Regions from separate parts of the Mus musculus genome. Here regions 2, 3, 4, 5 and 6 are each linked to region 1. The links are chromatin loops, found by intact Hi-C in ENCODE. Cell type or tissue: left cerebral cortex. All regions are shown on one strand. Region 1 holds the start of Gpm6a (glycoprotein m6a). Region 2 has its middle 90 kb from the start of Gpm6a. Region 3 has its middle 60 kb from the start of Gpm6a. Region 4 overlaps Spcs3 (signal peptidase complex subunit 3 homolog (S. cerevisiae)). Region 5 has its middle 110 kb from the start of Wdr17. Region 6 overlaps Gpm6a (glycoprotein m6a).

Region 1 (5,000 bases):
TCGCAGTTACCCTTGGGTTAAACACATTTGACGAAAAGAATAGAAATATTGATTATCAGAGAGAAGTAGCTCTTCATTTATGTAAATAAACTGGAGCATTGTCAGATCATTTTTCCTTGAAATATATAAGTGATTTTACAGTTAAAAGTGTGGTGTGAAAAAATGCTGCTGACATGTCTTACAACCTATGTGAAAATTTTCGTATAACGCAAGCATATTATATGGATAACGGGGATATGCATTTTTTTTTCCATCAAGGGCAAGAGCTTATTCAGCTCTGTGTGTTTCCATATGCATGTTTGTTTCGAGAGGAACATAGGCAAGAGAGTCTTCCTTTATACTCTAGGAAAGCTTGACACAGCCTTGACAGACAGTGTTTATGTTCTTCCTGTACCTTTTGTGAAGTATTGCGACTCTACTTGTGTCCTGTCACTCAATAGGTTGAGCACGACTGCTAATTTATTGCCAGACTGCAGCATTGTGATTTGCATTCCTAATCAGAGTGCAGATTCCCATTGTAAAATGCTATCCTGTTGTTCCCTATCCAGAATCCTTTCGTTCTTTTTGTCGCCCCCATTCTCCAATAATCACCCTTAGAATTTTTCCCTTCACAAAATTCCCACTCGGAATTGGCAGCTTTTGTGGGCTAAACTAATCATAATTTACAAAGACATCGATTCTTTTTCTCTTTACCTGTAAAGGTCCTACGCCACTTAATAAAATACTTATTACAACAAAAGATTTATACTTATTTCTTTGAAAACCATGTTTTTATTTCTCCTTGATTCTGAAAGACGTGAAATAAAGGTCCTATCTTAATAATAAGCTTTAACAGACCAGCCTCGAGATAGTCTAATTACATCCCTCCTTGGCACCTTTAAATCAAATTAACTAGACACTTGGTGAGGAGGTAAAAGGAAAGGGCATTTTTGTAATGAATCTGACTGGGTGAGAAAAAACTACTGCAGCAGAAAGACACGACGAGAATTCGGGCTTTCCCACTGTGGTGGCAAAGGGGGGAATTATGGGTTGGTGGTCCGCTTCATGCTAGGAGGACACCCCTCTGTCTGTTCACAGTTCAGCCTGCTTCCAGTTTAAAGCCGAGATTTCAGCACAAACCTCAATTTCTTTCCCCCATTTTAAATGCAAAGCGAGGCTTGTGAATCACAGTGTCTCTGCTCCTAGAATCCAGACCCCTTTCCACTCCCCCTCCCAAAATTATCCGGCTGTTTGTTTGAGTACCTGCTTACTGTGGCACACACAATGGGCAGCTTTGAGAAGAAAAATTGATAATCTTCACGGAAGAGTAATTTGAATGAAATTACACTTGACAGCCAGTCTCTAAGCAAACAAGAGGCGCGAGGGAGCCTCAGCTAAGCTCCAAGGACTTGCCCAAGCCACTGCTGCTGGAGCTGCCCAGGGAAAAAAGGCACACGCTTTTTTGACATCTAATTGAGCTTTTGACTAATACCGTGCGCCAGATTCTCCTGAAGAAAGGTAGCCATGGAAGAGAATATGGAAGAAGGACAGACACAGAAAGGTACTGTGCTTTAAAACAGGTTTATTTGTAACTAGGTGATTATTTTGTGCTTTCCTTGTTTGCTTTAGACACTTGCCAGAGAGACTAATGAATCTTTCCCTCTTGGAAGGCATTTCTCCCTTCCTTTTTCCTCTGGTCTTCACTTGCTGTAATGCCAATTGTGATCCTTACTATTTGAACATCTTCTAGGTATAATACCTAAACGCATATTCTGATATTGATATGTACAGTGTGTCGAACTAATCTTTAGTCCAGTCTTTGTTAGACTTCATTTATTTCATGTTTTCATGGTTGTCAAGCCAAGCTCCGAGATTCCAGATTTCAGGTACAAACACAGTTGGTGCACAAGTTGCAGTTAAAATTTTGATGATGTAACCATTATCAATACCTTTGCATAGCCATCTGATAGAACAAAGAGCAACAGCATGTAGTATAATATGGTTGGTATTCATTGAATTTATTTATTTTTCTGGATGCAGTGTTGTTTTAATTTATAAGGAGCAAAGGTTCACTGATTTGGGGGGGTTATTTAATGACATTAGATTTTTTTTTCGTATGTCTGATTATAATCAACCTATACCTATATCATTGTTAAATATCAGATTCATTTTTAAAGCTTTCTAGTTATATCTGTCTATATGTGGCAATTTTTTAAATTAAAATTGGACAAATGCTGCCCATTTCAAATGATTCAAACAGCTTTAGAATTTTTTTTTATACATCAAGTGGGGCTTCCGAGGAAATTGTTTTCACCCCAGTAGAGGCAGTGTTTGCTGTCATGTCTGTGCACTGGCTTATGTAACATTAGAGAAAACACTCATTTTCTTAAGATTAAAAGACTCATAGCACGTAATACACATAAAGAAATTAATTTATGAGGATTACTAAAAAGAGATGTTTTCAAGGATGATTTTAAATGCATATAAATTTGTTCTCGTTTTAAACCTGCGTTTTTAATGATGTCACTGGTAGTGTGGAGATTCAGTGTAGGCTTTCTCATGTTAAAATGTTCAGGTATGCTTGCCCTCTTCTCTAAGTATATACACACACACACCATACACACACATACACACACAGAAGCATACACACACACATACATATGTGTACACACAGGCAGATACACACACACCGAAACCCACACACCCCTTTGGGTAAACATGCTGTACACAGATCCACCTGTATACAACGACTAAGTATGTAAATGTTTTCTATATGCAATAAAGATAAAAGATAAGCTAATAATCTTCAAAGCTTATGCTCTCATTGATAATGGCATTTGAAGAGAAACATAAAAATCAGCATCACTATAATACTAAGCTTTTAAAATAAAAACACCAACATTATTTGTCATTGCACAAATAACTTAGGAGTTTATTAGAGATTTTAAAGGGTAAATTTCCCTACCATTTCCTGTCTATACTACACTAGACATTTCAGGGGACTGCTTTATTTTCTGAATAAATCTCTTATTCTCACATCTTTTGATTGTACAAGTCAAATATTCTTCTTAAGCAAAGAAAAGAGTAGTTCAGTCATTTTAAGTAGACAAATGACACTCATTACACTAAATAAAATCTTAAATTATGGACCATGGTAACAGGTTGAATGTTTCTCAGCAAGCTATGATAGAGGCAAGAACAAGAAAAATGATGTAATGATGTTATGATCTCCCTCCCTCCTCGGGCAATACTAAAAATCGTTCATAGAGGGGAGGCAGCAGAACATTGACAGGATGATCTGTCTCAGTGGGTGTCTTATCATTAACATATGTCCATATAGACCAGCAATAGTGGAGGAAAGCGATGTTAAAATTAAAACAATCTATATGGTATACAATAAGTACATGATGGTTCTATGTAAAATATCTGTGGATCGGGTTGTTTTCTTAACTGAGGAATGGATTTAATTCTCTTTATACCTGAGTATCCTTTTCTCCCCCTCAAATATACCCATGGCACTTTTTTAACATGTTGGATTTTGTCAAGTTACCTTTGAACAGAAATAGAGAGGAAACATTGTGAATTTTGTATTGATTGCTTTTAGAGGAATTATTTGATAAGCAGATCAAATCATTGGAAATGTTTTAAGGGTTCAGGTAGACAGATTTAATGATTCATCTCCTGGAAAGGAAAGCAGCATTTTATATTCTCTCCTCTCTTGTTTTCTTAAATCACCCAGGATTTTCGATACAGATTCTGATACCAGCATACTCTCTTGATTGAAAGGCATTTCCCTGTCTTCTATTAATTTAACATCTTTTATTGTACTTAATGTTATTGCTTCTGTTTAAACCGAAGACAACCAGATTATATTAAACAGATAAGCATTACGCCAAATGAACACTTGAATTCAATTGTAGAGTGTGCTAACAGGTTAAATGCTCTGGGTGAGCCATAGCAGATGCAGCAACCAAGGAAAGTGATGTCATTGTTTGTTATCCATTTTTCCAGCAGTAACTTTGAAAAATTATTCTCTCTCAGAGGAAGTGGCAACAAATACGTTTTCTTTGCTATAATTTAGACAGATTGAAATTTGTATCACCATCTACCCATACAACCTTTTAAATTCCATGAGAATGTAAAATTTAATCCACTACTTTAACTGAATATATCAGAGAAGGATAGTTTGTTGATGGTTAAGGACTTAAAAGGGTCTCCATAAGAAATGTGTTTTTCTTTGTATTTATGTGTCCTTCCCCACATTGTCTGTAAAAGGCAAACAGAAAAGGTGATATCCAGATGCATATTCAGATCAGGAGGGTGAATAATTTCAGTCTGGGTGAATTCAGCAGACATTGTCTTCTGCCAATCCCTGCTTTGATTCAACTCTAAAATGGAAGTCATTTAATCTGTTGCACACTTCTTTTCTTCAGCCTTCACCAACAGTATCTCATTGCACTGAAGGGTTTCTAATGTTTCCTTTAAAAAAAAATCTCACTTTGGTTAAGCATGCTAAGTAAAGCAAATTCTTTAAAAATGTCTTCAGCCTGTGTTGGCTGTGTCATGCCATCAAAGGTTTTTGGTTTTAAAGAGAGTTTGAGCAAAGATTACATAATTTTCTTTTTAATATGGCAAAGACTTTGTGCCTCAGGGAGGGGGATATCAAGGTTTTGTCACCCTCTCAGAAGAGAATGAGGGAGGTAGGGGGAGGTGAGGGGCTTTGTAGGGTGGGGACCTAGAGGAAGGCAGCATTTGGGATATAAATAAATAAATAAATAAATAAATAAATGTTTAAAAACAAGCAATAAAACCCATTGAGACACAAGATTTGATGATATTATTACACAAACCAGTCGTGTCTAGTGAACAAAACAAATTAGTATATGGATTTAACATATATTTCAGTAGATGAAAATACTTATTTCAGAGTAAATATGAAAATATTCATTGAACACATTTTGTATTCCCATTAGTGAAGTTTGTTGGTATGCAAAAACAATTGATTGGTTTCATCTGGAAAA
Region 2 (5,000 bases), 91 kb before region 1:
ATCATCATTTTTCTTTCCAGTGTTCTTCCTCCACACCCTCTCATGAACCTCACCCCCTTTCCTCTTTCAAATCCTTGCCCTCTTCTTTCATTAAAGGTGTGGTTATTTCTTATGGATCATCCTCTTCAACTCACAGCTTCCAAGCTCTGCATTGCTTGTGGGAGGTTGTAAAGAATCTGCCAACAGTGTAAGGTCTTCACACTCTCACTGATTAAAACACAACTAAAAACCAAGTATATGGTATTTTGTCAGGTGTCGTGTGTGTTACATCATGCCACTTTGCTACAGTCTTGATTTCCAGCACAAAGCATTCCCTTCCTTCTGTACATGTCTTATGCCATTGTGGAACCTGTCAACATTGCTGGAAGCACCATGACTTTAGAGTATTGTGTGATATGAATTTCAGAGTTCTTATGGTACATTCAAAATGTTCTGATCCCCTAAAAGGCAAAATGGTTTCATTACATAAATCAAAGTTTTTTTTTTTAATGTTTTCCTGCCATTATTGTTCAACCTGTAAAAAAGGGTATATATTTGGTTTCTGCTAGAATGCTTGAATATAAATATTGCTCCTTGAGTAATTGAGTTGAATATTTTCAGAAAAAGCTATTAAATGAATTTCAGCCTGGTATTAGGACAGGATTTCTAGTAGGCTTTAAAGTGGACCTCAATTTCCTTCTGTCATTTTGTATTTGTATAAAAGAATGATCTTAGAAGGGTTAGATATCAAATAAAGTTATTCATCAGCTCTGAAAAACATTAAAGTTACTGTATACTGGAGCAACACGCCAGGTTATCATTTGGCTTCCCAATATTCCTGCAGCCTGTGGTGCATATACTCATATACCACATACGCTCCCCACAGGAACGTGCACACATGTGTACACAAAACTAAAATATAAGAAGAATAGGTTAAAGGGGCAGGCTAGAGGGATTGGTGTTTCAGAGCACTTGCTTCTTTTGCAGAAGACCTGGGTTTAATTCTCAACATTCACATGGTGGCTCTGAACCATACATCTGTTCAATTCTGGGAGATCAAATATCTTCTTTTGTTTCCATACCCACTAAGGACATACAAGATGCACATGCACCCATGCAGGAAAAAGTCTATGTACATAAAACAATGTATAGTTTTTAATTTTGAAGAAAAGCGTTGGGAGAATAGGAATGTGTGAGATAGAAGAGAAGCAAAATAAAGATTAGATAATTCTTATAACAGTATGAACTCCTTGCAGATGTACTCATTTGTAGGTGAGTGTCAAAGAATATCATAAAGGGATTAAAAAAACCCTAGGTCTAAGGCAGCAAATGTTCTGAAAGGTTTACCATAAAGAGGCAGCATGATAAATTAAAGATAGTAGAGCAATAAGGGAACTCGAAGCAGCACTGAAGCATCATCCACTCAGCTTATTAGCTGACTTGCCTTAGAGGTGAGCTACACTTATGACGTTTAGTGAGAGCTGGCTAGCAGTAATGGTCACAGGTTATTTGTCTTTATGGTAAATGGTGGTTCTGACATGACGTTAAAGGGTAATTTTACACCTTGATAGAATCAGAAAGACAGGTCAAAGATGCCATGCCTATCAGTTTGGCCTGTTTCAGTGACTATAACATGCACAGCTGAAATGTATCAGCTTGATTTGCATCCTTTCCAATTAATTAATTAATTAATTAATTTTTTTACTTATCCACTTTACTTCCACCCACTGTCCTCTTCCATTCACCCCCTCCCACAATCCTTCCCCCATCCTTCCTTCCCCTTCTTCCTCTGAGTATCTTCCAAACCTGGCACACACGAGTTGCATTCTTATCAGGGTAAAATTTTTTACCCATGTCAACAGCAGTTCTGTGCCTACAGCCCTGAGAAGGAATAGATGTCTTCTTGATGGTCTCCCTAGATCAGCAACATCAAATTGGCTTCTTTAGACTTTCAAGAGAATGACATAAAGCAAGGCGAAAGTACATTTCCAAGGATTCTGAGTGTGGCTGCTGTGGGGGAGGTGGTGATCTGTAGATAGATATTCAAGCTTAGAAGCTGTGGAAGGAACAGAGCTGCGGTTCTGAATATCACCATGGTTACAGTCTATAAAAATAATGAGGAGAGAAAAATAAGAGCACTGGAGTTTGAACATTTTTTTCCCTCTTTGATTGGTCTGATAAAACGGAAACCTCCCTTGCTTTAGAATGATCTTGCCTTAAGAAAAGACCAAAGTCAAATTATCAATTTCTTCTCCAGTGTTCCTTGCTAAACATGCAGAATTATATGTGCTCTCTTTCCCTGTCCTCTAGATACACATCTATGCTTAAGGAATCATTGTAAAATTTCAAGTCTTTTTTTTTCTTTTTTGTCTGACTGCCGAGCTACAATCAAAATTCAGTGATGACTTTATATCTTTCACCCACTAACTGCTTCTCAGGCTCATTATCCCTGATGCAATGGTGCTGCTTCTTGAATTTCAATGTCTCATGCATCCAGCTGTGGCCATTCATTCAGTCCTTGAATTTGATGATGTTGAGCACAATAAGAAAGATGACTTAATGGATTTTAATGTTGACTGTTATTGAAACTATTCTGCAATTTTCATTACCAAGAGAAATCCCTGCTGAAATGTTATTTCTGCTTCCCAAATGCTTCAGGGAAGCAGAGAGACAAGGGGATACACTCCATACCAACTGTGTCAATTTAATTGAGAAAATCCAAATGTCCATAGTCACTTTATCTTCGCTAAAATGCTCCACTTAAATGCTGCAAGGACAAAGAGCATTCCATTTCCACAATCTAATGAAAAGGGGTGACATTTCCCCAAGATTCCCATTTTTAAACAGAATGAAAACTCAGTGTGTGTGTGTGTGTGTGTGTGTGTGTATGTATGTGTGTGTGTGTATATATCAAAGGGCATCAAGAGTGTACCACTTTGATGTAAGGTTTAGTTTGAGCTGAGAGCAATTAAGAAGCAACAGCCACAGAGAAGCTCTCTATCATGCCTGAATTTGCCTAATAAATGGGCATAAATCTTATGAAAATGCCCGTACATCCTGTGCTACTTGATATAATTTAGACTGTTAGTTCAAAAACAGCTCCTGGGAGAAATATAAATAATCAGTGTTATAAAAACCTATATTTTCACCAGTTTGTATAATATAATGGACTTCCTATAATTTATCATTACTAAAAGTCCATTATATTATAGTAGAGGAAAAATAAACATATTTAATATACCAAAAGAGAGATACTGAAAAAGAATAACAGACAGTTCTAATAGAGCTCTAGGTCCTGGGAATGGTGATAGCCTGCAGGGTGTTCCATTTGAAATGTGACCTTACTAGGTTAGAGTATGCCATTTTGTATGAGGTTGCTTGGTTTCTCTTCTCACTGTGCAAAGTTCTGTCCTGGTTAATATGATAAGCCACTGTAGATGTAATTTCTCAATTTCCTTTTTTGTCATCCTTGCTATGCAGTTGTACACTATACAATTACGGAGTTGTAGCTAATTATGATTGATTTTGCTATTTTACAGTCTTGTTCTGCTTTAGAGTTAGAGATACAGTCTTGGCTTTCTTTTTTTCCCATTAATTACTTTATACATTTATTTTACACTTGGTTGCAGCTTCTTCTCCCTCTTCTCCTCCCAGTTCCTCTCTTTCTCCTTCCCTACTTGCTTCTTCCCCTCCCTTTCTCCTCAGAGAAGGGGCTGCCTCTCATGGGTATCAACTTGCCTTGGCATATCAAGCTGCAGTAGGCCTAGCTCCATCTTCTATTGAGGCTAGATAAGACATGCCAGTTAGGGGGAAGGGATCCAAAGATAGGCAACAGAGACAGATCCCTACTTCTATGGGCATACCACTCTGAATGCTCCTGATCTTGTCTGGTCTGGGGAGCTAAGCAGGATTGAACCTGGTTAGTACTTGGATGGCTTCCCCATTTGTGGAGTGGGAGCTTTCTGGATCAGACTTACATTGGAGTCTTTTTGGTCACTCAATAGCACTCTTTCCCACACATAATCCTTCTCTCTTTTGTCTTGTCTATTGTACACAACTTATTATTCTTTATTAAAATGGCATGTAAACCATTGAATGTAACAATGTTTTTGGACTTCACACTGTTTCTTTTTTTGGGGGGTTGTTTTTGTTTTTGTTTAGGTAAACCTCCAAGAGTAAATTTAATAACCATTTTCTCCTGGTAACTCTCTGTCAGCTTACCTTTCAAATTTTGCTGGGTGTCAAGCACTGAACTTTGGAGGGCAGAGAAAACGTTTGCTTTCTTTATGATGTCTATTTCTTTCAGTGAATTGAACTAGGAAAAAAATTAAGATATAATATTTGTATACTTTTTGAAATGGCTGAAATGAACTTCTTTGGTGATTTTTGATGTGTATCATAGGCACTTTTAGGAAACATTTAATATTTGGTATAAAACACAAAACTGGAGAGTAGCATATAGGAATTCTGATACTAAATCATGAAGATTCCCCTTTGTGAGTATGATGGGCTTTGCTGATAGGAGTGGATATTACTGTTTTTCTTTCAATGTATTATTCATTACTGCTCAGTTTAGTTTTTCTTTCCATGCAGAGTTTCAATCTGTTCACTGTATGACAGAAGTGAATTAGTAGAGAGAATGAGGAATGAAGGGAAAGTGGCTACAGTTTAACCATTTGAGGGAGGCTTTACACTGAAGTTGGAATGTTCCTCAGCCCAAGAGGAAATAAGAAACAAGTTGCAAAGGACACCTTAAGGTGCTAGGCTTCAACACTCACCATCTCTGGAAATCTATCTTGGATATCAAGAGGGTGATGTGTGTTGACTTTTGAAGTGGACTTCCTGCCTGTCCTCCTTTTAAATATTCTAAAGGCTTATGATTTTAGTGCGTTTTTTTGTTTGTTTGCTTGTTTTTGTTTAGAGGCAGGTTTGGGTCCATTTTGTAGCCCAAAATAGTCTCAATTCCATGGCCCTCTGATATCATCCTCTCCTGACTGCTCAGAGTTCAGATATTCATGCCT
Region 3 (5,000 bases), 61 kb before region 1:
TTTTGACTTTCCATTATCTCTCGTCTATGAAAAGTTGCTGTTCCTCATCTTTCCTGCTCATTATTCTCAAATTAGCTCTGGTTCTTACAGACAATTTACTTGAGCTTATGCAACCCATTCTTCACTTTTTTATTCTTTTTTTAGTAAATACTAAATTGTTGAAATCCTTTGATATATTGGAAGAAAGGCATGCCAATAAGTCTGTAGGATGTTGGAGTTCATCAGAAACACATAGCAAGATTTTGCTGAAAGGACACAGATATAGCTCTCTCTTGTGAGACTATGCTGGGGCCTAGCAAACACAGAAGTGGATGATCACAGTCAGCTATTGTGGGTCACATTGCCCCCAATGGAGGAGCTAGAGAAATTACCCAAGGAGCTAAAGGGAACTGCAACCCTATAGGTGGAACAACAACATGAACTAACCAGTATCCCGGAACTCTTGTCTCTAGCTGCATAATGTATCAAAAGATGGCCTAGTCGGCCATCACTGCAAAGAGAGGCCCATTGGACTTGCAAACTTTATATGCCCCAGTACAGGGGAACGCCAGGGCCAAAAAGGGAGAGTGGGTGGGTAGGGGGTTGGGGGGGTGGGTAGGGGGTTGGGGGGTGGGTATGGGAGACCTTTGGGATAGCATTGAAAATGTAAATGAGGAAAATACCTAATTAAAAAAAAAGGAAAAAAATAGTGTGTTAAGTATAACATTATGGTACCCTAGAATTTTTTAATATAATTGTTTCAGGGCTTCTTAAACTATAAGTGTTTTTTTTTTTCATATTGACTATTAGTCATGAGGAGAACAAAGAAAAAAGTTATATTATACTATATATTCCAAATATTAGAGTCATTCTAAAGCAACATATTCTAAAAAATATGAATAAAGTCACATGTTTACAAAATTAAGTATATTTGAACAAAATAAAATAAATACAGTGATGACTTTCAATTGTAATCTTTGAAACTCAGTGATAACTCCTGGAGAAAAACACTGAAAATGGCATGGTATTTAATGTAATAATACCTTATTGTGACATTTATGTTTGAGTTACAGACAGGTTGATATTCAACAGTTTTGCTAAATTAACTCATTAAGCTAAGGAAATCATGTATACTTTTATTCATTATTTCCAATTTCGACGTGTACCGGAACTCCCACAGAATCAGCTCACCTGGGTTCATCGGGGCCTGTAGAGTCTGAACAATCAGGAAGTCTCCGTGCATCTGACTTAGGCCCTCTGCAGATTGGTCTTCTTGTGGGACTTGAGTGCTGAGGTTAGAGGTGAATACCTCCATGCATAACATGTATGTAGGTGTTGTTCATCCAAACTGGTCTTCAGACTTGCACATAAAGCAATTAACCCACCAAGCGATCTTCCAATTCTGTCTTCATTATCCATCTTAAAACCAACATGTCTACACATCTACTGAGGTAATTCACCATTGCCGTAAGTATATATTATACCCAACCAAAATTTGAAAATGTTTTAGCATCTTATCTTTTCCTCCCCACAAGAAGATAAATAAAATCAGGAGGTATATATTTGTCCAGCTAGTAATTTCTGTTTAGCACTATATGACAGTTAATTAGCATTTTTCTAAACTCAAGGGATGCAATTTCATCAATCCTAATAGGACTTGTTAGAGAAAGAACTCTGATAATCGCATTTGGTTTCACAGAAGTGTAAAATTTAGAATCTTATTTTCACAGGAAAGTTATACCATCTGTCTACATGTTAATTTATTGCATTTCAAGTGCATTAACTTTTTTACACCTTTTATTTATCACATAAATTTTGGCATTGTTTACATATTAACCCTTGTGCTCCTAAAACACTATTAGAGAACTTTTATTTTAAGAAATCTAAGTGATGATTTAACTTAAAAACAAGAGTATTGATAAAACATCCCATGTGAAATATTAAAGGTTTTATTTCTCAAGAGAAAGCCAAACAAGGAAATTTATTATATGATTCTTATAAATATTTAAGTCCTCCTCTTTGCCTCAGTTTTATATATTTTGGATTGCAATTTACTACAGTGACATGAGGATTTTATAATGCTTCCTGGAAAAAAGCCAACCCTGCCCCCAAAGAGGAAATCAAAGACATTCTCCAAGCCATTGAGAAAGTGTCTAGATGCAGAAAAGGATGCGAGTCCAGAGCAGAGTGCTAGCCTAGGTAGATCATAGATTGTACCATTTTACACCTAGGTGCAGAATAGTTCCCAGAACACTGTAGCAGCATGTGGGCTTCACATACCTGCGAATGTATGTAGCTGTAACTGAAAAATGAGAGATGATAAAATATGTTACTTGTAGAGAACAGGGTGAAAGAGGCAGAGAGATTTTATTTCATAAACTATAATTGTAAATTCCCAGTGGGATGAGCCAGCCAGACATCTTCTCTGGAAGGCTATGTCAGAAACAAACAACAAAAAAGTGTTAATTGTGCCTTGGTAATGAAATGTTGCAGCATGTCTGGGAATAGTGGAGAAGAAATCTCAGTATCATTTTTTTAAATCTCTTTCTGTAGCTAAAGCTGTAAGCAGATCTGAGTTAAAATGGCCAATCAGTCAAAACTCTATTCATTTCAAGATAGACAATGCTATGAATTTTACATGAAGATCTCAACACATCATGCATCCATATGAACAAAATAACAAGACAATCTTTGGGTGAAACAGAGTTCAAAATGAGCTTAAAATGAGTGCTTAAAAATGGGTGGGATACAGAGAACAGTTTCCATATAAAGCAGGAATGGAAAGAGGAGAGAGAAACCTGTTTGAACAGGTAAGGAATACAAAGGTGAGAGATACATAGAAATCAAGGAGGAAAGGCGCTTCCTTGTTAAGATTAAGTTAGCGTTTTGAAAATAAAGATTCTATAAATCATGATGAACATAAACCAAGTGAGACAAATGACAGAGACTCTAGATAGACCATGTAGTCTTACACTGGATCTGCTCAAGTCTGAGAACCTGAGTTCCCATCAACAGCTGGATGTGGTAATCAGCTCCTGTTGTCACGGTTCTAGGTGGAGGAGGGCATAGGCAGTGGAGAGGAAAGGCGACTCATAGATCACTGACTACTGGGTCTACCCAGTTAGTAAACTCTGAAAAAAAGGTCCTATCACTAAATAACAAAATAAGGTAGAGGAAACATCTACTCTCACCTCTGGCTTACACACACACACACACACACACACACACACACACACACACACACAAACACACATACACACACACACACGCACGCACAGAGGCAGACAGACAGATTCAAGAAACATCATCAGATATTAGAGTTTAAATGAATCGTGCTAAATAATAGTACAAGAATAAATGATAATAATGAAGCCCCCAAATATAATATTGACATAGCTAAAATAATAATAGAACTTTTTTGGGTAAATTAATTTGAAGCAGACTCTTAATACACAGCCCAAGTTTGTTTGCCTCAGCCTTCTCAATGGTGGGAATTAAAGCATGAGCCATTACACCAAACAACTCCATCTTTTTTCTTATTTATTTGCTACAAGTTCTATGATGGAACAATTAATTTTTATATTTATAATGCATCATTAAAATAACTATTCTTTTAATCTCTATTGATTGGAAACTTAGATTTTGAAAGAGAAGCACAGTTGTTCAAGGCCCAAGATACTAGATATTAGATGGGCCAATTTTTATGTGTCTATTGATAGGAAAACCTTAATGACCATTGATAAAAGAAAGGAAAAAATAATGTATTTAAGGAATAGGTTTTCATGACAAAGGATGAGTGGAAAGAGAAAATAAAGAAAACATTTCCTAGAAATTAGACTAATGTACATTTAGAAGATAATAATGATAATGATCTTTAAGGATCATCCATGAGACACAACAACGCAAAGCAAAAACATAAGAGAGGGTTAAGTTGAAGAATTAAATTTTTATAGATCTCTAATTTTGTTGCCTCACATGAGTACTAGCAATACAGTAAGTGCCCGATGAAAAAAGCCTAAAAAGTATGTAAGTAAAATGTGATAGTTGAGTGCTCAGAGTAATTTTGGAGTCCTTCATAGATGGAGGTAAGAAGTCTCCATGACATCCTAATGAGCAGAAATACCTAAAAGAAGGCAAAAATAATTCTTGTTTCAGCAGGACAGGAAGAGTGAGGAAAACTGCTCCAGCAACACGATAGACAGACAGGCAAAGATGGGGATAAAGATTATGAAGATATAGTTTCTTGAATGGAAACAACATCAGGAACCATTGCCATGATGAGAAAATTTGATTCTTAGTTGACAAACTGTAAAAGTCCTGGTTTGAGTAACAGTGGAAAGTAAAAACTCCAGGCACTTTGGGACATGAGGAACTGTTTCCAGGTCAGCCTGGTATCCCATCATGTCAAGCTTAAAATTGAATTTATTTATTTATTTATTTATTCATTCATTCATTTATTCATTCATTCATTCATTCATTCAATTTACATTCCAGCCATTGCCCTCTTCTGGTTCCCCCCCCCCCAAAGTTCCTCATCCCATTCCTCCTCCTCCTTGTCTCTGAGAGAGTGCTCCCCTCACCAGACCTCCCTCTTACCTGTGGCTTCAAGTCTCCTAAGAAATAAGTTCATCTTCTCCCACTAAGTCCAGGCAAGGCAGAGCTCTGCTATCTATGTGCCTATGCCATTGAAGTAGCCCCTGTATGCTGCCTGGTGGTGGCTCAGTCTCAGGGAGCTCACAGGGTTCTGAGTTATTTGAGGCTGCTGTTCTTCATATGGGGTTGCTATTGCCTTCAGCTTTTTCAATCCTTCCCCTAATTCAACCACAGAAGTCCCTGATTTCAGTCCAATGCTTGGGTGTATGTATCTGCATCTATCTATCACGGTCACCTGCTGGGTAGGCCTCTTGGAGGACAGGCATGTCAGACTTCTGTCTGTAAATACATCATAGCATCAGTAATAGTGTCAGGCCTTGGTGCCCTCCCCCAGCACCCATGAGATGGATCCCAATTTGGACTGGTCA
Region 4 (5,000 bases), 430 kb before region 1:
CCCTACTGTTCCAACTGTAAAAGTATGGAGCTATGCAAACTGTACTTAACCACAGAGGCAAGCTCAGTGGGACCAATTCAGTTCAGGAGGAAATCCATGCAAACATTTTCAACTTTGCATGGCAAAGGTAAAATTTTAAAGAAATACACAAAGAAACACTCTGAAAAGACTGAAAGATACACATTTGGCTGGGTTGAAACTTTAAAATGAGCCTGCTAGATTTTTCAGCATACAAACAGGTTCTTCCTCTTCATTTGGAGAAAGCTGCTACTCACCTAAGGAAAGCAAGCATGATTGGGCTTTGTAAAAGAAATGGGATACAATTATACCACTCTGCTCGTTTGTAAACCAGACTTCAAAGAACCACATTCATCTAGTTTCCAGTCATCTACACTTAGGATCTCTAAGTGTATACACTTAGAGATATAAGAGAATGCCCATGAGTAAGTCACAACTGCCTTGCATGAACACAAAGGATACAATTCAGAATTCTTATGACACCTGAATGTCTAACAGCCCTTTATGATCATTTTGTATTCCGTAAGATAATATAAATACGTGTTTCAACCCTACACTGCTGATAGATTCTTCCTATGCAGTTGCCTCGTTCTTCATAACTACTCTCCTCTGGGAGGCTTTTTCTGTCTGTTTACAAAGCTAAGCTTAAGCAGCTCAGAACCTTTCACTTCAACTGCGTCTTCTGACGTGAGTTTTTCTTACATCCAAACAAAAAAGGAAAAAAAAAAAGAAAAAAAAAATCAATGAAGAAACCGGGAAGAGATGAGATGCAATTCAACATGTATAAAAATATGCTTCAAATTCAGAATAATTTAGTAACTCTTGGTTATTTCGTATGTATCTGGAAATGGCACAGACACATGTCCCGATCCTGTCACAAGAGGTAGAATTCCAGCGTTTGGTACAACGTTCCAGGAGAGCGTCAGAGTGACATTCCTGTTTCCCCTACAAAAGGATGGAATAAGCAAAGGTTAGCAGAACTTGTCATTTAAGGAAAATTTCAATCAAGTGCTATTGGGCCATACACTTCATCTGTAACTAGCTGTTTCTAATAGACAAAACATAACAATTTTTTTATGAAATCCACAGATAGCACTAGAAGACATCAACATGAAATTCACAGGTAGCCTAGATGACCAGCATAAATTCACACCTGCAGCTATTTACCAATAAAAAAAGCTTACATGAATAGAACACAACAAGGAGAAAACGAGACTCAGGCTAGGAATCAAAAGGCAATAGTGTGAAATCTAATTTTGCCATTATTTAGAGGTGCAAACTGAAGCAGATCAAAATCTATCAAAATCCATGTTATTTGCACATCCAAAGGTGTGATTAGTTCAAATCTTATAAAGCAAAGGTCAAAATGGCCTGAGATCCCAATCATCAGTCATTCTGATTTCCTCTTCTTCTAAAGAGTAAACTGAATTTTTGGAGGGGAGGGGAGAGGGGAATAAGTTAAAGAAGCAACATTAGAATCCCAGGTCTCCACCCACCACACTGACTCCTCATGCAGGCTCCTGACTCGAGTTCAGAAAGCAGAGCTATAAGGTAACAGTGGCGCCCCTCCCACACATGAGAAAGCACCCTCCCCCTGAGTGTCCCTGTATATTCAATAGTAACAGCTATTGCACGGGTTAATTGTCTGTCAATGACACAGGATATAGTGATCTCAGGAGAGGGAACTGCAAGTGAGGAGCCCCATTAGACTGGCAGGCAGGCAAGCTTACGGGGCATTAATAACTGATGACTGATGTGAAGGATTTATCCTGCTGTGTGTGGTGCCATCCTTGGACAGGTAGTCTGGGGTGTAGACGAAAGCAAACTGAGGAAGTTAACGAGAGGCATTTCTCCAGTGTCTGCCTCAGTTCTCGCCTTGGCTTCCCCTAATGATAAACTGTAACCTGTAAGCCTTGTTTCCTGGTGCTTTATTATAGCAATAGAAAGCAAACTGTAACAGCGGTGGACTTTTATTGTGATTACAGCATTTAGCATTATTAGAGAATTGATTACTATGACCAATGCCAATTTTTCTCTTTCCTCGGTCTTCCTCTTCCTCCTCCTCCTCCTCCTCCTCTTCTTCTTCTTTTAAGATTTATTTATTTCATTTATATAAATACACTGTAGCTGTCTTCAAGCACACCAGGAGAGGGCATCAGATCCCATTATAGATGGTTATCAGCCACCATGTGGTTGCATGACCTCTGGAAGAGCAGTCAGTGCTCTTAACCGCTGAGCCATCTCTCCAGCCCCCTCAGTCTTTCAGTTGAGTTCAAAATACACAAACACTTTTCTCCCAAACTGTTGTACTAACATTTTTATCCCCTTCCCTTCTTAACTCTCCTGGAAGTTGAACAAGATCCTGTGCATGCCAGGTCAATGCTACTATTTCCCCAGGAACAGTATTTTTTTCTTTAAAATAAAAACACATTTCATCAGTCTCTTACCAATATTACTTTAAAATGTTAAAAACAACAAGGAAGCACTCACTTGAGGCCATTTCCATCGTCAAAGAAGAAATACTTTGTCTTCATATCTTTCAAAAGTAGCTTCGGATTATCACCTCTCAAAACAATTTTGTCCCAAAGGACAACTTGGTTCAGAGCCTGTATCAATTGAAAGTAATTAGATAACTCATCAGGGACACTCTCACTTCAAAACCAAAGCCTAAGTAATAAGCAAAGAGCTGAACAACTGCATGGAAGTGTACTGATTACTCACCAAAGCAATAATTTAATCCCAAACTAGTGTTATCTTACTGGCTTTACTGAGGTAAAGCAGAATTATAAAAACGATTTGATATACCCACCACAAAAGTAACATTGATGCTCATAAATTTTGGATACACTCAATAGTATTTATATACAGCAGATACTCTTATTATAAAATTTTCTATTTTTAAAATATTTTGATGATTTTTAAAGGCAGAGATCAAAACTCTTATTTTGAAGGAGAGCTTTTTCTGCTGTCTTTAAAATGTTTTGTTGATTTTTAAGTTTATTCACCCTAGTATGCCCGATGTCTAATGAAATATCTCGCATAAAATATATGATTCAAAAATTAGTATATGAAGTTGTTTAACATGCTGCCTAGAGGTCATATAAAATATAGACCCACCTGTAATTACAAATTACCTACTGCCTTAGGGTTTCCATTGCTGTAAAGAAACACCATGACCAAGGCAACTCTTATCGGAAAAACATTTCACTGGGGTTGCCTTATAGTTTCAGAGGCTAGTCAGCTTGAAGGCAGACACAGTTCTAGAGGAGCTGAGAGTTCTACACATTAATCTAAAGGCAGCAGGAGGAGACAGGATTCCACACTGGGTGGAGTCTGAGCATAGGAGACCTCAAAGCCCCACCTCCATAGGGACACACTTCCTGTAACCAGGCCACACCTACTCCATCAGGACCACACCTCCTAACAGTGCTACTCCCTATAGCCAAGCATTCAAACACAGGAGGCTGTGGGGGACATACTTATCCAAATCGTCACACCTACCTACAATGATGAAAAACAGAATTGCTTTTGGCAGCAACATAGAAGTGATGTCTTACTTGTGTGTATCTCAACTTGATATATTAAGTAAGCCACTCCATACTTTTCATTATCAGCACTATAAGAGAAGCTAAGGGAGTCAAGAAATAGCCTGCTGTCACAGCGTGCACACCTTTCTGGGCCCTTAATGCTAGAGAGCTACAAGGCACACAGAGCTTAAACAGGCTACTGCAGGACAGAAAGCTTCCTCACTACAGCCTTCTCTCTGGTAGCTTGAGTTTTTTGTTTTTTGTTTTTAAACTAAGCTATGAAGGTCAGATGTTCTGAATACATAAAAATGTATCTTCTTGGGTCAGTGACAACCTCAGCGGGTGGGGTACAATCCGTGGAACCCTTGAGGAGAGGACTAATTGTCCAACAAGTAATTTCTTGAAATTACATTCTTTCCTAAGAAATAATGTTTAAAAGGAAACTATTGTAATATATTTAGATAAGTACTTACATTATTTTTTGTTGAATACTCTGCAGATAAATAAAGAAATAACTGCTTAACATTCCAATCAAATATATTCTCTAGATGTAAGCCAACAGTTAAGGACTCTAAAGACTGGACAGCAGCACACAACTTTCTAACAAACCTTATTCTTAAAACATCTATCGCTCCATGAACACTGAAACAAAACAGAACAGGCAGACCACGAATGTACCAACATTAATTAAAAACAGAAATACTGGATACATATATTGTAAAATCTAGCCCATTCCAAAGGGGTGTGTGTGTGTGTGTGTGTAGGTTACCATCCCGGTCTTCCTGTAAGCATAACTAGCTGACTTACTTATTGAAAAAAGTAAACATAAGCAACTGAAACTTTAATTCTGTCCAATGAGTTCAAAAGAATGAGGACTTAGTCTTTCGGAGAAAAACAGTTTCGGAAGAGCTCCAAAGCAGAACCAACCCTCACTATTCAAAGTAGCTAACACGCATATGCGCACTGAGCTCAAGCAGTTAACCAAGCACAGCACTCTATACAAGTTGATGTGGCTACACATCAGTCCTGATCACAGTGTCTCAGTGTGTGGGGTACTGCGGTGGCAGTAAAGAAACACCAACAGGGTCCCATTCATCTTGGAGAGGTACTACTAGAAGAGATTACAATACTAAGCCACACTGAGAAGAGCTAACATGAGAATTTCTATTAAATATTATCTATAAATTATTAATTGTATATGTATGTACATATTGATAGGCTTATCACACTCTAATTTTAAAGTATACCCACTACCAGTTATTGTTCAGAATAGAGACGTCTACAGCAGTTCTTTACAAACGAAAAGGACAATTTCAAATATGAGGAGATATTAAGAAAATCCTGAACAAACTATAAGACTGATAGTGTATAAACACAATAAGGAGTTTCCAATCTCAAATCTGGCCCCTTCCTTTGGAGTGCTGGGGTTATAGGCATGCCCCACAAGCCAGTTTT
Region 5 (5,000 bases), 130 kb before region 1:
CAGTTACCCATCCACAAACTCCCCATCCCATCTCCCCTCTTCCTGTCCTGTCCCCTTTGCCTTTATGAGGATGCTCCTCCACCCACTCACCCACTCCTGCCTCATTGCTCTAAACATCCCCCCTACACTTTTCTTAATGATAAGCTTTTTCACAGTAAAATTTTACCTTTTTTTTTCTTAACTAAACAATTTGTCGTTTTGGTGTTTACATATTATTTTAATAGTAAGAATTTTATTTCATGTACAGATTTGTAAGTTTTTATTTCACCCAATGATCCTTTTCTCCCATTTATTTATTTATTTATTTATTTATTTATTTATTTATTTATTCACTTTACATGTCAATCACAGTCTCCCTCTCCTCCCAGTTCCTGCCCCCTCATGTGGCCCCTCCCCTCATCATCCAACTATCTTAATGTAGGAAACCATATACTTTGAAAGCTCACTGAGGACAATGCCACCTTTTCCAGGGATGTGCTCAATGTGGAGAATGAAAGAGTGCTGTTGAGCGCTGCCAGCTTACCTTAACCTTGCTCCTGCCTTTAAAATCAAATTGCTGGTGGATTCCAGGAGCTAGCAGATACGCCCTTATTTCTTTATTGGTTCCAAGGAATGTATTTCTGAGGTCAGGCCTTGATAAGAAGAGACAGGGGTGCTAGGCACAGTCAGTGTAATAGTGCTTAATGAATTCATTTTTCAAATTGAAGATAAACAACCATGTTTATACAAAATGTTTGCCAAGCATAACTGAATGCCATTTTAAGGAGAGATATGAAAAATACATATCCCTTGACTCTTAATTAAAAAAAATACATCATTTTTCTTATTTAAAAAAACCCTTATTTTCTTACTATAAATAAGATAAAATACAGAAAAGCAAGAAAAAAAGGAAAAGAAAAATTCTTTGTAATCATATCATACATTGATAACTTTCCACACTGAGTATTTATTCGGAAAATAGGTTGAGATATGTTAGGCTCATGTGGAATTTTGAATTAGTTTCTTGTTTTATGTCTTGCTGAATAATTCCTTAGTTGCACAGAAAGAAGTTTAGTTGTGGGGAAGAGATTTCCAGATCCGCATTCCAAGCCTTATGCCACCAAATGCAGCTTTGTGAACAGAACAAGGAAAATGCTTTGGCAGGCTGAGGAAACTAACACCTGAAAGTCTATAGCTAATTTCAGCCAGAGTCTGTGTGGCTTAAAGGATAGACATCGAATTCTCACAGTTCTGGGGAGTAGGCTGGCTCGTGGTGACCCCTCTCTTCCAAATGTCTCTCCTCTCATTATAGCCAACAGGGAAGTCAGTAAAACATCATTTTACTGGTGTCTTTTTCATGAGATAGCCTATTCCATTCACAACTACACATCACATTCTGGGATTAATTATATACATTCCCAAACCCCAACACCTTGTATTATCACAACAGGAAGTATAATTTGAACCCATGACTGATGGGCTACACAAATGAGTAGTCCACAACATGAAGATACCAAATCAGAGAAGGGATCACAAAGAACAACCCTTCTTCATAGGTCTTCTAAGCTACAAACAATTGGTTCAGTGTTACTAACCCTCAAATGAAGTGCACTTAGGAAGTCAACTGTGACCCCATCACAAGCATCTTGTGTTTAGTAACAATGTTGGCAAGAAGGAGCGGGGCTTCCTCCTTCTGTTTCATATGCTAATGCATTCATACACTTAGCAGTTACCCAAATGTGTATTATGTCCCAATGAGATTGAGAAAAATAAACAACAGGACGAGAGATGCAGTCGGTTTTCATTTTTCCTTACAAGATATAAAAGCCCACAAAACAATAGAAAATAAAACCCTACAAAATGGAAAATACAGTGCACTTGGAAAAATACTCATGCCTGAGTTTTAATAATGAACAACGGAGCTGTTAGGTGGTTAAACAATTTATATTTTATATGAATAATGTATGCTTATTATTACTGTTGTGTGGTAGGTAATGCCTTCTATACTTACCATTCATTTTGGAAAAACAAATGAGGCAATGAATGTAAAAGCCTTTGCGGAATATATGCTTTAACAAGAGTGCCAATATTTATTGTGAATAATTTGAAAATCATGTGGATTTCTGGTATGCTTTTCTCAGTTGCTCATTTTGAACACATCATTTGCTTCTGAGGTTTTAAGGGTTATGAAACAAGTAAACATTTTAAAATGTTTTTCTTTCTCCAGTAGCTGTTTTCCCTCTAGTGGTTGCTGTGGAAATCACATGAAAAATGTCTAATGTTCAGATGAAAATGAAACAGAGCAAACGGGAGAGCAGACGCTCTGAAATATTGAGACAGCAGTATGATGCATACAGAAAAATGATCTGACCTAGCTGTGTTTTAAGTTTATCAGCTTTTCAAAAATTAGAAAAATTCTTTACTACTTTTATCATACTTAATGGGTTTCAGTGGAGATAGGAGTTGAGATGTCCGAGGTTCAGGAGGAACAGTGAGACCATACACTACCCACTCCCTCACACATGGGAAGCACATTTACTAATAGGCACCTACTCGTTCTTCACTGATTTTCTGATCTGGCTTCAAGTCCAGCAGTAATCTCTGTTGTCTCTGCTATTGGTTTCCTCAAAGGAAGCTGAGCAGAGCTTCCATGTGTATATGCATTTTTGCTCACTCACACTCTCCCTCCCTCCCTTCTTCCCCTCTCTCCCTCACTTTTTCCCTTTCTCCCTCACTTTTTCTTTCCTTTCTTTTAAACAATTTAGTCTCCTCTCATTCTGCTGTTCTGAAGCCTCTCTTAGATTCCTCTCCACCATGGTTCTGTGCGTGCTGACATCTTTATCTCCCCATCTCTGCATTTATCTGCCATTTGCTCTGTTTTAGCACCATCTGCACATTGCTACTGTACCCTATGGACCATGTGCTTGCAGATATTACATAGCTCAAAGAGACCTTTTCTGGCCAAATGAACATAATAGGTGTTGCGAGTTATTTTTATCTCTCTGCCTAGTATTTTAACTACAACACTCTTACCAAGATCTAAATTTCAGCATTATATTTTCCAGCTTTTTTTTGCTATTGATCTTTTGTTATTAATCATTTTATTCATTTATATTTTAAATTATATCCCCCTTCCTGGTTACCCCCTTCAATCCCCCAAGTCATTCCTCCTCCCTTTGCCTCTATGAGGGTGCTTCCCCACCCACTCCTGCCTCACGCCTCTAATATCCTATTCACTATGAAATCAAGCCTCCCCAGGACCAAGGGCCTTCCCTCCATTGATGTCAGATAAGGCCATCCTCGGCTAATATGTATCTGGATTCCTGGCTCCCTCCATGTATTCTCTTTGGTTGGTAGTTTAGTCCCTGGGAGCTCTGGGTGGTCCAGTTAGTTCATATTCTTCCTATGGGCTTGCAATCCCCTTCAGCTTCTTCAGTCCTTCCTCTAATTCTTCCATAGGAGTTCTAGGGCTCAGTCTGATGGTTGGCTGTAAGTATCTGCATCTGTATTGGTCAGGTGCTGGTAGAACCTCTCAGGGAACAGCTATACCAGGCTCCTGCCAGCAACTGCTTCTTGGCATCAGCAATAGTGTCTGAGTTTGGTGTCTGCAAATGATATGGATCCCTAGGTGAGGTGGTCCCGGGATGACCTATCCTTCAATCTCTGTTCCATTTTTTTTGTCCCCGTCTTTCCTTTGGACAGGAACATTTCTGGGTTTAAAATTTTGAGATACGTGGGTGGCCCCATCTCTCAACTGGGGTCCTTTCTACTGGAGGTGGTCTCTACAGGTTCTATCTCCCCTCTTTGGGGTATTTCAGCTAAAATCATCACCATTGGCTCTTCGGAGCTTCTTGCTTCACTGGAGTCTGGGACTTTCTAGTGGTTACCCCAGTTCCCCATCCCTCTCTGCTACATGTTTCTATTCAGTGTCCTGATCCTCTGTACTTTGCTCCTGTCCCTTCCAATACTGTTCCTGCCCCCCCTTTTCTAACAACTTCAACTGATACAGGAAGATTGAAATAATTTCAGCATTACTTAGTGTTTATTAACTCACTGTGAGAATGGGCCATAAGGCAAAACATTAATGAATGGGTTTCACTTGCTTAATAAATTTTCTGAAACCCTACAGAGTTTTGGTGCTCTGTTTTTGTTGAGATCCATTCCTTTATGTTGGAAAACACTAACATCCTCATTAACTTTCCATTCAGATGATGTTTGTTAGAGTTTTACAAATCTTTATTTACAACCATTCCCATTAACTCATTAAATTTAAACACGAGGAAAAGGCTTAGTGAGAGTTTTTAAAGCATGTAGTAATATTTTCAGTCTTCTTTAATTAATCTAAATTGATTTTGATTTTAGCGAAATTCAACTTCTTATATCTGTGTAATCTGTATAATCTAAATTAAAGGAATTTTAACTAACTTTATAATTTCATTTTGTTCTGTGTTCCATAAACACTCATATATGTGACCACATCATAGTATCTTCTAGCCTTAATAAGTGATTAGAAAACAAAACTGAACCTCCTATCAAAGGCTTACCTTTTCATATAAATTATTAGTTATTTTTAGAATCTCATAAGTGAATATTGATTTTATCATTTCCATCTCTTTCTCTCTTTCTCCAACTTTCTGTGTCTACTCAGTTCTCTTTCAAATGTATGACTTCTTTATTATCTCTCTCTCTCTCTCTCTCTCTCTCTCTCTCTCACACACACACACACACACACACAGAGAGAAATAGTCCATTTAGTGTTGCTCACATGCATATGAGTTTAGAGTTGACTACTTGAGACTGGACAACCTATCAGAAGGCACATCCCTAGAGATGATTTTATCTCCTCTTGGGAGACAGTGATGGCTTTCAGCTCTTCAGATAGGGATGGAGCCTTGTAATATTTCCACAGTTTATATTGGTGTATGAACTGAAGTTGTCATTATGCTTGTCTGTTTAGGTAACTATAGTTTTGTGATTTTTATGGGAGCACTTTCCCATTCTTGCCTCATCTTGGCTTTGGG
Region 6 (5,000 bases), 78 kb after region 1:
TGTATATGTTTATTAATATTTTAACTTGAGCCAATAATCTCTCATTTCCCACTTCTGAAGATAATGCTAAGACCGCCATCGATTACTGAGATTTGTCTAATACACAAATTGATTTCTGTGGTCTTCCTTTTGAAATTTGAAGACTCCTTGGAGCAACATAATTCCGCATCAGGCCTCAGGGGCTTCTAGGTTTTAGCATGCTGCCCCGCAGCTTTAGTGAACGGGCTTTAGACCACTGGGCAGGCAATCATCAAAAGGCAACTTCATGGTCCCTGAGTAGCTGGGAGCTTATCATCTCAACTTTCAGGCAACTGTTTCATATTAACTGTTCTATGAAATTTCAACCTCTCTTTTACCCTTCTTATTGACACATCTCACACTTGGTAATGAAGGCTGCTTCTTCCTTAAATCCCCTATATTGCTATTTATCCAATTTCCGTCTTTGTCTTAGTGGTTTACCTTGGTATAGATTTTTTTTTTTTTTGCCATTTTGTCTTCTATTAAAGAAAAGAATTCTGTTATGATGTTTTATTTAATATACCTTCACATCTTTTAGATATTTTGCACATGTTGCCTCATTTACTCATTCCCTGACCACCTTATCAAAGTCTGAAATCAAAATTTTAATATTCCTGAACTGTCTTCTTTACCCAAATTTCTTCACACTTTCATAAACACTCATAAATCCTATTTTAACAATGTGTTCCTTATCTATCCTCTAGCTATTTAATATTGATTTTGTTAATTTACATAGCTTTAGCAACTAGCACCGTCTCTGGCATCTCTATGAGGATTAAATCATTATATTCTTAGTAGACAAATAAAAACAAAAGGGTCCAATAAAAATTTATGGTAAGGTAAAAATGTTAGTTACATATTAAAAATTAGCATGACTGCTGTGTTTTGAAGTAAAATAATAAAGTCAAGTAAAAATGAAGTAAAAAAAATAAGAAAAATATTGATATGGATGCCAAAAGAAAAGTATCATAAATAGAACTTACATGTGATAGAAAATCATGTTTTAGAATTCAAAACAAAAAGATAAAGAAGCCAACACTAAGTTAATAATATAATATTATTTGTCCCTTAGAAATACAAAATACCTTTTTCTTTACATTTCATTCATTTTACTTAACAGAGTAAGATAACAAAAACTATAAATGAGAATGTACAAGTGTTGAAAAGACAGAGATAGCACTTAGAATATTCATAAATGACATGGTTATCAACAAAAATAACAAAACATTACAAAGTTATTCTCAGGACATAGAAAATAATTTAAGGCTTATAGTTCTGAAATAAATATGAAAATTCCAATCAAAATCTACTGAGTTACTATGTGGAATCTCTAAAATGTACAGAACAAAGTAAGTGAAGGGTAAATGGTAATGGCAAGCATGAAAAAAATGACTGTGTGGGAGCAGTTTCCTCCACCATAGATCAAGACAGGAGATAGATAATTGATGAGATGTTATCATGTATGAGATGAGATGAGATGAGATGAGATGAGATGAGATGAGATGAGATGAGATGGGAGATGGTATTGTTGACTGAGAGAGAGGGAGAGGAAGAGGGAGAAGAGAGGGAAAAGAGAGGAGAGAGAGGAGAGGAGAGGAAGGGAGGGGAGGGGAGGGGATGGGAGGGGAGGAGAGGAGGGGAGGGGAGAGGAAAGGAGAGGAGAGGGAGATGGAGGGGAGAAGAGAGGGATAGGAGAGAGGGAGCGATAGGAGAGAAGAGAGGGGATGAGAGAGGACAGGGAGGGAGAGGACAGGAAGAGGAGACAGGAGAGGGAGAGAGAAAAAGGGAGGGAGAAGGACAGAGAGAGGAGAGGGAGGGAGAGGAGAGAGGAAAGGGAAGGAGAGAGGAGAGGGAGGAAGAGGGAGAGAGAGAACAGAAAGGAGAGGAGAGGAGGGGAGGGGAGGGGAGGGGAGGGGAGGGGAGGGGAGGGAAGGGGAGGGGAGAGGAGGGGAGGGGAGGGGAGAGGAGAGAGAAAAGAGAGGGGAGGAGAGGAGAGGGAGAAAGTGAGGTCTAGGAGAGAGGGGAGGAGAGGAAGGGCAGAGAGGAGAGGGAGAGGAAGAGGGCATGTAATGGAGAAGATTAGATAGCTTGTAAACCAAAGTGCCTCTCTGCCTACTGGATAATGTCTAAGGTAGGGATTTTTTAATACAGAAAGAAACATCTCCTCAATAAAGGATACTGGAAAACAAATCAATGAGTTAATTTTTAGTGTGATTATCCTTACTTTGTTGGTCTCTCTTTTCTGTTTTCTAGCTTTCTCTTATTTACTCTTTTCTTTCTCGTTGATTTAGTTTTTGCTTTTCACTTTGGTACAGTGTGAGAAATAATTGTAATCCAACACTGGGCTTATTTTTCAATATTTAAATAGAGGTAAACTGATTGTATAGTGTATGAAAAGATAATTATACATCTTTTTAAAACAACTGTATCAGGGGAGTTTCTGATTCCTTTGCAAATTTTACACTGGAAGAAGCCATTATATACCCTCATTAAATTGTGAGAAAAAATACTAATTTTTAAGGGCGTGTTGAAAACAAAGCTTTCTGAATCTTTTAATATTTATCTTCATCATAAATCTGACAATATACCATTATTTTACTTGAGATGCTATTCCCAGAAACCAGATATAATAAATGCTTTTGTGTGCACACATGGATATAGCATGCCAATTCTCTATCAATATTTGAACCTTAGCTTTGTTTGAGAATTAAAAGGCCTGATTCTCGTAATATGTAGTGTTGAAAATATACAAAGTGATCATTACTGTTTTTATAGAGATTTTTCTCAAGAAATCTATTCCCTCTAGTGCCAGAAGCCCACTTACTATACTTCATTAATATTCATTTAATAGAGTGTTTTTGCACTTTAGGTTCAGTAAAAGCATGATGATGGGGGATAGCAGAATCCTCAGCCTTCAGCAGTGATTATTGGGAGTGCATCCTGGCCCAGAGGCACGGTTGCCATGGTGATGCTACTGATCTGCCAAAGCTGTTTCTCACTGTGGGTGGAAAGAAGCTCCCCTGCCAGCAACTATGTGGGATTCTGGCAGCTGGAGAGAATGCTGAAATGGTGTGCTGGCTCTCCATATGGGAGCTCAAAAAGACTTCTTTAAATGCAGTAGGCAACTCTGCCCAGACTCCTAGGAAGAATGAGTTTGATGAGGATGTAGTCCTTTACAAGCTCAATATGTCCCCAGTGAGGCACTTAAGGATTTAAATTTGAACAAAAGTTTTGCAGAGGGTCAACACTTAAATTTTTCTACTCTGAATATTTCTGCCATACAGAAATGGAAATTTACAGGCACTTGTATTTGTCAGCAAAGGTAACATCATTCTGAGTAATTTATATGGCAATGTTTAACCATGGAATAAGGATATATTTTGTGTATTAACTCAGGGTCCTCAACTTTGGTTTTCCCTAGTGTTAGAGTTTGTCTTATGCGTTTCTAAATTTGGGAGGTGCTAGCAAGTTAAATGTGCAGTGGATGTTCGGGTTCATGAGCACATTTCTCTTGGGGAGATAAAGCCTGGCACTGAAGCTAATATTGCCCAGATAATGCACAGCGGGCTAAAGATGAATGAAGTACAAACTAGTTCTCATTTTATTGGGAATAAAATTAAGCAGAACTCCTAAGTGACCATTTTATGTTTTTATTTTATCTGTTTTTAAGTTACTCTGGTTTCCTATTTATTCTCCTGTAAAAAATCTGTGCTCTAGGATCAAGTGAAGGCGATGGCATTCAATATTTATTACCTTTTCTTTGTCTTTGAGCTCATAAGCAGATGATTACATTAAGCATCGGCATTTCATTTTAACATTATAAGGAGTCTGCAGTAGAATCCTTCCACGGCTATCAAATGCTTTGAGAATAGAAAACAAATAAACAAACAAACAAACAGAACCACAAAACTCAGATTCAAAGTCATTGCAGCCATTTGGTGAACTTGACAGACTAGGAGGTCATTCCTCTTGTTAGTACTAATTTTACTGGTTTCCCCCTTCAAGTAATTACTGAGATGAAAATGGAAAGGAGAAATTATTGAAAGAAAATAGTCTAGTTTTTTTCCTGCCATCCTGTTAGTCTCTAACCAAAACTGGGCTCAATGACATTCAGATACTACACACACTGGTCTCAGCCATCTGTTGGTGAATTTTTTCTACTATATGAAGTTTCAAGCTGTTCTAACCTTTTCTACTTCCCTATATTCATATTCTCTCTCTCTCTCTCTCTCTCTCTCTCTCTCTCTCTCTCTCTCTCTCTCTCTCTCCCTCTCTGTGTGTGTGTGTGTGTGTAGGATACATGTTCAGGAAATAATTGTTGCTTCACAAGAAAGAGCAACAGAACTGGGGAGGTAGTTGAGCTCCTGTACAAATTTCTTCTGAAGGAAACCTTATGGGTTATGATTCTCTAAGTCTGTTTAATGAGCTTTATCAAATAATACACTAGCTCATTCTCCAAACATAAAGTCACTTCACAAAGGAACTTTTGAATCTCCTGTTTTACATGTTATTGCATATAAAAAATTAAAGATTTAGATTTATATAAAGGATCAATGACCAAAAAGTACTATAATCTGAAAGACAAATTCCTCCCAAATATGTAACTTTTTTAGCCCTGATACAGTGCTGCCATTGAAAGGTCTAAGGACTAACCTCATATGACAGAACACAATTAGAATGTAGACCTACTAAAAATATTACATAGTTATCTTCAAAAAGTATATAAAGTGTATATGGAGCAAATTAATTTCATACTGAAGTATCAATGCCATTCTCAAGTTGAATTATGTGTAATGAGAGCATCTTACATTTATGGAGTTCTTTGTCATGCAGTATTATTTTTATATATTGTCTCATTTTATCATCACAAGAACAGTATAAGGTCATCCTCTTATTTCCCCCATTTATTATAAGATCAAAAGATTGAAGTGTTAAAAATCACAGTGATGGGATCAGTATTATGCTCTACCTGTTCTCTGCTT

What was found. A loop is a pair of places that touch in the nucleus more often than their neighbours do. Peaks named below come from ENCODE experiments on the same cell type or tissue, not always from the same donor. Only the 100,000 strongest peaks of a DNase experiment are listed, where the experiment ranks them.
Region 2: it touches region 1 in a loop (3-fold over the local background); 4 of 42 quality-filtered maps call a loop at or near these places.
Region 3: a loop joins it to region 1, with 2.1 times the contacts of the local background. A loop is called at or near these places in 6 of 42 quality-filtered maps.
Region 4: it touches region 1 in a loop (2.8-fold over the local background); 2 of 42 quality-filtered maps call a loop at or near these places.
Region 5: a loop joins it to region 1, with 5 times the contacts of the local background. A loop is called at or near these places in 2 of 42 quality-filtered maps.
Region 6: a loop joins it to region 1, with 3 times the contacts of the local background. A loop is called at or near these places in 4 of 42 quality-filtered maps.

The regions. Positions count from the first base shown.
Region 1 is chr8:54,953,776-54,958,775 of GRCm38, forward strand. Gpm6a (glycoprotein m6a) reads left to right here and starts at 953. Exons shown (of 7, transcript NM_153581.6): 1 at 953-1,540. The coding sequence starts at 1,504. In left cerebral cortex, a CTCF peak has its summit at 2,301; DNase peaks (open chromatin) are centred at 424, 1,106, 1,352, 1,797 and 6 more places; H3K4me3 peaks cover 5,000 bases; H3K27ac peaks cover 4,900 bases.
Region 2 is chr8:54,862,433-54,867,432 of GRCm38, forward strand. It overlaps a transcript of Gpm6a not described here. Among named protein-coding and RNA genes, the nearest start is that of Gpm6a, 90 kb to the right of the region's middle. In left cerebral cortex, no CTCF peak of the experiment used is centred here; DNase peaks (open chromatin) are centred at 2,020 and 2,374; H3K27ac peaks cover 3,457 bases.
Region 3 is chr8:54,892,665-54,897,664 of GRCm38, forward strand. It overlaps a transcript of Gpm6a not described here. Among named protein-coding and RNA genes, the nearest start is that of Gpm6a, 60 kb to the right of the region's middle. In left cerebral cortex, no CTCF peak of the experiment used is centred here; a DNase peak (open chromatin) is centred at 2,340; H3K27ac peaks cover 633 bases.
Region 4 is chr8:54,522,433-54,527,432 of GRCm38, forward strand. Spcs3 (signal peptidase complex subunit 3 homolog (S. cerevisiae)) reads right to left here. Exons shown (of 5, transcript NM_029701.1): 3 at 4,019-4,095; 4 at 2,509-2,624; 5 at 1-963. The coding sequence ends at 831. Among named protein-coding and RNA genes, the nearest start is that of Spcs3, 5.1 kb to the right of the region's middle. In left cerebral cortex, a CTCF peak has its summit at 2,171 (motif pointing right); no DNase peak of the experiment used is centred here.
Region 5 is chr8:54,827,738-54,832,737 of GRCm38, forward strand. It overlaps a transcript of Gpm6a not described here. Among named protein-coding and RNA genes, the nearest start is that of Wdr17, 110 kb to the left of the region's middle. In left cerebral cortex, a CTCF peak has its summit at 2,231 (motif pointing left); DNase peaks (open chromatin) are centred at 2,235 and 2,525; H3K4me3 peaks cover 403 bases; H3K27ac peaks cover 1,289 bases.
Region 6 is chr8:55,031,468-55,036,467 of GRCm38, forward strand. The region is part of intron 1 of Gpm6a (glycoprotein m6a); the gene reads left to right. Among named protein-coding and RNA genes, the nearest start is that of Gpm6a, 79 kb to the left of the region's middle. In left cerebral cortex, CTCF peaks have their summits at 418 and 620; DNase peaks (open chromatin) are centred at 3,040 and 4,147; H3K27ac peaks cover 2,335 bases.